Linked DNA regions of Homo sapiens: region 1 is linked to region 2. Evidence: chromatin contacts called from ENCODE Hi-C data. All regions are on one chromosome and are shown on one strand. Each heading gives the region's core, a stretch centred on a gene start or an enhancer-like site at or near the end of the contact. The rest is flanking DNA. Distances are from core to core; before and after follow the strand shown.

The links. Hi-C counts contacts between places; a loop is a spot of excess contacts on that map. Pooled maps may share reads with other maps.
Region 1: a pooled map shows a loop between it and region 2 (15-fold over the local background). The contact joins the promoter of STN1 here to the promoter of SLC25A28 in region 2. A Hi-C loop is called at or near these places in 8 of 50 pooled maps.

What each region holds. Positions count from the first base shown.
Region 1 is chr10:103,916,901-103,919,770 of GRCh38, reverse strand. STN1 (STN1 subunit of CST complex) reads left to right here and starts at 1,587. Exons shown (of 10, transcript NM_024928.5): 1 at 1,587-1,671; 2 at 2,115-2,309. The coding sequence starts at 2,177. RefSeq lists a silencer at 1,276-1,625 and enhancers at 1,366-1,660, 1,291-1,936, 1,796-2,125.
Region 2 is chr10:99,619,145-99,622,028 of GRCh38, reverse strand. SLC25A28 (solute carrier family 25 member 28) reads left to right here and starts at 1,590. Exons shown (of 4, transcript NM_031212.4): 1 at 1,590-1,984. The coding sequence starts at 1,694. It overlaps SLC25A28-DT (SLC25A28 divergent transcript), which reads right to left and starts at 1,184. Exons shown (of 1, transcript NR_186534.1): 1 at 111-1,184. RefSeq lists enhancers at 34-615, 616-1,198, 1,782-2,364 and silencers at 850-1,009, 1,740-1,899.

The sequences.
Region 1 (2,870 bases), core at 338-2,837, 4.3 Mb before region 2:
TGTGTTTTCTTTGCAAGGGCCTTCCTCCTATAAGAGAAGGTATCTTCTCTCTCTCTCTTTTTTTTTTTTTTTTTTTAATTGAGGCAGAGTCTCACACTGTCACCCAGGCTGGAGTGCAATGGCCCGATCTCAGCTCACTGCAACCGCTGTCTCCCAGGTTCATGCGATTCTCCTGCCTCAGCCTCCCGAGTAGCTGGGATTACAGGCGCACGCCACCACATTTGGCTATTTTTGTATTTTTAGTAGAGAGGGGGTTGGTTTCCGTATATTGGCCTGCCTGGTCTTGAACTCCTGACCTCGTGATCTGCCCGCCTCGGCCTCACAAAATGTTGGGATTACAGGTGTGAGCCACCGCGCCCAGCCAGTGTCTTCTCTTAATTAAATCTTAAACCCTACATTTCCTAGTGTTCATTGCAGTAGAATCTGGGCAATGTATTTTACCAAGGACTCTTGTTTTTGAGCTTCTTAAATGGCCGGGGAGGTAATTAAATGCCATGGGTCTAATGACACACACACTTTCCATTCCAGCGGCTCCAAGTTCCTTCTCTGATAAATAGTTTAGCAATTATCTCTTTGGCCACCACCTGCCTCCCCCGGGAATGGTCTGCCAGGGTGATCTGTACTCCCCTGCCATTTTCCAGAGTCTCTGTAAATTAGGAAGAATTCCTGACGTCTCGGGTAACGTAGCTCTTTATGGGAGTGGAACGTGGCTATCTTTCCTCACTTTAAAATAGAAATTCTGGAGACTAAGCACCATCAAGGTGGCCATGATTTACCAAAATGCCAGCTTTTCAAAGTTCTTAAGTGTACAACCTTCCAGACTGTAGACCGAACAAGGGTAAAGGAGACAAAATGTATTGTCATGATTTTGCACGGCTAGTCTCTGGCAGAGTCAAGACCTCACATTCACTCGAGGGCTCAAATTTAGATATTGACATCTCCAAGTGAAACTAGAGTCCTAAGTGTGTGAGTCAGGTCACTTACCAACTGTAAATGAACATTTAAAATATGCCACAATGCACTCGTGGCACTGCTTACTTTTTATCTGTTTTACATATCAGGAATCAAAAAGAAAAATAGTCTGATCCTGACCCAACCTCTAGGAGGCCCAGGTTCAGGGTCCCGCCACCAGCAGGAGGAGGGGTGAAAGGTGACTAGAAGAGCGGCGTTAGAACTGCAGGAATTTCAAGGTCGCCTCCTAGGCCTCAGCGGTGGAGGCTAGCACGAAGGCGGGGCTGCAGCGCTGCCTGAACCAAAAGTACGCTGCGCTGAGGCGGGGCACGGAACGGGCTGGACTTCGGCTGGATGGGGCCTAGCGGATGGTTGGGCCGCGGCGGGATGGGGCGGGGCTTCGGGCGGGATGGGGCGGGGCTTCGGGCAGGATGGGGCGTGGCCGCGGCGGGATGGGTGGGGTCTGGGTGGGATGAGGCGGGACTTCGGGAGAGATGGGGCGGAGCCGTGGCGAGGCGCTGCAGCAGAAAGGAAATGCGCTGGCGGGGAGACCGGGGTTGGTCCCTGGCGGGGCAGGGGGCGGGCTCAGGCCGGAACTCCAGAGACGACCTCAGCCAACTGCTCCTGCGCCGGGCGGGGTCGTCGCCGCCAGCGGCTCCGAGCGCCGGAAGGGCCAGGTCTCAGGGCTCCTGGAGCTGCAGGCGGCGGGAGGGGCTACAAGTGGGTCCATTTTTTAGTATCTTTTTTCCTCCTTTTCTTGGCTCATCCCCAAAAGCGGAAAGTTTAGGGCAGAGCGACAGTCAGACCCATCCACTATGCCCCAACACGTGCAGGGCTGCGAGGGCGCCCGTTCCTCCCGGGACCCCAAGCGGTTTCTGCTACGCCTGTACAGACGTATCTTCCCAGAGTGAAAGTTGATGTTTAGCCGTTCCGAAGTTGGTGCTTTGTGGGAAGGAGAACAGCGGGAGAGCCGTAAGGAACGCAGGCGTCCTGACGTGAGGAACGCCTCTTAACACGCCCCGTGGCATGGAGTTTGACAGGGCCCTGGATCCCTGCGTTCACCCCTCCTGGAGTCCTGGACGCCCACCTGGGAGCAGCGTCAGGGCCGTGCCACTTTGACCCACGTTAAACGCATTGCATCCTCATTTCTGTGTCCCATCTAGATGCTTGACTCAGTGATGCAGAACCTTTCAGAGTTAGCTGGAAGCCACAGCCCTGCCTCTTGATGCAGCCTGGATCCAGCCGGTGTGAAGAGGAGACCCCTTCCCTCTTGTGGGGTTTGGATCCTGTGTTTCTAGCCTTTGCAAAACTCTACATCAGGGATATCCTGGACATGAAGGAGTCCCGCCAGGTGCCAGGTATGTGGCTAGCCACCCTGGGATGCCCTGGGCTGCATCTGCCACCCTTTCCCAAAGTCTCAGAAAGCTGGGATTAGAGGCTTTTAGGAGAGCCTTCCCTGCTGCAGGCTTTGAAAGGGACCTAGCCTGGACCTTCGCATGAGTTCATTTATTTGCAAGGTAAAAAAAACAGTCTAAATCTTTTTTTTTTTTTTTTTTTTTTTAGTAGGTGTTTGGGGGAGTAACTTTTGTACTGGGGTTTTTACCTCCATTTAGGGTCTTTCATGCTTAAAAATGCTCATTTGTTTTTCTTTGGCCCTGCTCCTGTTGGAGAGATCGCTGGGCCAGATATTCCTAGGCCTGGCTCCTTTCCTAAATGTGCCACTTACCTGGTCCGGGCATGTGACTCACCTTCTGCAAAGTCTGGGTTTCTTTGTAAAAATGGAGCTTAACCCTGTGTAATGGAATCTTTTGATTCCTGATATGTAAAGGGGGTTTGTTTTCTTTTGAATTAAGCAGAATCAAAATATTATAAACTCCCTGAGAGGAAGAACATCATCTGTCTTGTTCACCTTTGTAATC
Region 2 (2,884 bases), core at 341-2,840:
TTAACCAGGTTAATGGACCCCTAGGGTGTCCACATGGCACCTTCAGGGACTCTGAAACGCAGAAATGATATGCAAAATTTTGAGTGCACACAGGGGATGGGAGGTGGAAGTAGGAGAAGAGAATTCGTAGTTTTATTATTTTCCAAACGGTCGCGACCTAAAGGTTAATAACAACTGCTGAAGAGAGTAGAAAAAGTTTTTAAAAAGGAAGCCCAGAGAAGAGCTAAACTTTAGAAAGAAAAAAGGAAAACATCTTTCCTATCCAAGGAAAACCTATGAACAGATGGAGAAGTCCACAGTTGCATCATCTGGGTAAAACAGAGAAGACAGAGCTGGAAACCGCGGGCAGCTTGTGCCAACACGCTCGGGGAAGGCAAATGGAAGAAGACGCCCGTGCTCCCTAGAGCAGGAGGTCCTAAGGCCGGGAATCGCTGGCCTTGCCTCTCAGGACCCGGGCTGACCCGAGGGAGGGAGAAGCCCTCATCGCCAGGCGGGGGACCCATCAGCGCGCCGGCTCAGGGACAAAATACTGATGCTTCAGACTCGGCCAGGCCGTGCGTCCGAGCTTCCCCACAGCCGCCGCACTTCCCTGCTGCCTTTGGGATGCGGCCTCCAGCCCCGCCTCGCCACCGGCCGTCATCTGTGAATCATCCCGCCCATTTCGACATCTTCCTCCCCCGCCTTCGGCTCTTGGCCTGGCGCAGAGCCCAGTGACAGCCGGGGCCCGGGGAACCTCATTCATTCAACACTTGTTGGGTTTACTCTGCGAATGTGGATGCGAGGCTCAGTGCCGGGCGCTGGGGCCTGAGGAGCACCGAGTCCGGCCAGAGGGCCCAATACTCCAGACCCGACCAGAGTCTAGCGGGCCGCCGCGGTCCCCCCTGGAGGTGAGGCGGTTCCCAGCCCGCATGTCGCAACGGCTTCCCGGACAGGCTGCGGGTCGCGCCAGCCAGGGATGACCGGCCCAGGCCGGCCCCGCCTCACGCCCGCGACGAGATCCCGCGGGAACACGGCTCTCCGGGGCCAGGGCCGCCCGCTCTCCAGCCACGCGTCTCAGAATTTGAGGAGCGCACGGGAGCGCGGGTCGTAACGGCGCCCGTCAGCAGTTTGACGTTGAAGGCCTGTCGCCGCCCCGCCCCCGACGCGATCCCGCGCACAGGGACCGCAGCTCTGCAGGCGCTAGTGAGGGGCCCGAAGTCGGCCCCTAGAGTCCCTGGGCGCGTCGCTCTTTCTGTAGCCAATCGGGGACCGACGTGGTGCGGGCCAATGGCCGCGGTCAAAGTATCAAGAGTGGTTGAGCCTATCAAAGTTCAGCCTTAAGTTTCTCCCGCCCTTCTAAAAGTCAGAGGCGGGTTGATCGCACATGTCGGCCAATCAGTGACCAATAAACAAGAAGCTTCTAAGATCAAAGGGGAAAAGGTGGGATGTAGGCGCTAGCAACGCCTCAGGGCGGAGGAATGACAGGCGACTTCGCTAATACTACCGGCTGATTTTTCGTACGTAAGGAAAGGGGTGGGTCTAACTTGGCGTCTCCACCAATGGTTGCTTGGGGGGCGTGTCCGCGGGGCCAAGCGGGAGCCGGAGGCCCCGGGCTCTCTGGGCCGCGCCTGAGGCGGACACTACGGGGCCGGGGGGCGGCGGCGGCAGTGGTGGCAGCGGCGGCGGGGGTGGGCGCCGCAGCTGGCCCGGGTGGATGGAGTTGGAGGGGCGGGGTGCTGGCGGTGTGGCGGGGGGGCCGGCGGCAGGGCCCGGGCGGAGCCCCGGGGAGTCGGCGCTGCTGGACGGGTGGCTGCAGCGGGGCGTGGGCCGGGGGGCCGGCGGCGGGGAGGCCGGGGCCTGCAGGCCCCCGGTACGACAAGATCCGGACTCCGGCCCGGACTACGAGGCGCTGCCGGCTGGAGCCACTGTCACCACGCACATGGTGGCAGGCGCCGTGGCAGGGATCCTGGAGCACTGCGTGATGTACCCCATCGACTGCGTCAAGGTGAGACCTGCACCCGGCTTCGAACCCGACCTGGGGCTGACCCGACCCCTGGGTCTTGTCCGGAGCCAGGATCCCGGCTGAGAGCCGGAGCCGACATGGGTTCCTTCCTGGCTCCTGCCACTACCACATGATTCGAACCGACACTCCATTCAAGCAAGGTCCCAGCTGGGAGTTGATCCCAGTCAGGAACCAGGACCTATTTCTAACCGTCAGTGAAATCTGAATCGGGACTCAGGATCGAAAATCTGTCAGCCAAAGCCCTGGACCCCACCTGGGACTAAACAGGAATAGGGTGGGATGGGGTATCCCGAAGCTCAGGTAAGTGCTACTAACTCGATTAAGGTGAAGCCAACTGGCGTGAACCAGACCCTGAAATGGATCTAACGGCTTGAGATGTTTTCTGGGCTAGTGCTTTTACAAACTCCTTGCTGTATCTTCCCTTACTGACGGGGCAGGAACCCGAATCTGGGATCTCTCAGCTAGATAAAGGACTTACATGTTAAATCTTAACACATGAGTGATTGGAAATCATTGTGCAGTGAGAATGCAGAATTCCAGACTGGAAGTAATGTGGGAAAGATCGTATTCAGGAATAGGTTTCAGTTTCTCTGTGAAGCAAGCATGATACCCCACCTATTTCCTGAACATGAAAATTGAGCTGGGATTAGGACTGTATGTTCAGGGAGCACATCAGCCTCCAAACAAGAGAGATGAAACTGATAGCATATTTCTTTGGCCACCTGAAGTTGGCAAAAAGGGAGAAGTTGCCTAGAAAGGAAGTGTGACGGTATTAGAAAGTAGATGTAAGTATGAAGAAAATGGAAAGAGATCAACAAGAGGACACGATTCTTGTGAAAGTAAAACTAATTGCATTCACAACCAAGCAGGATGATTTATGTG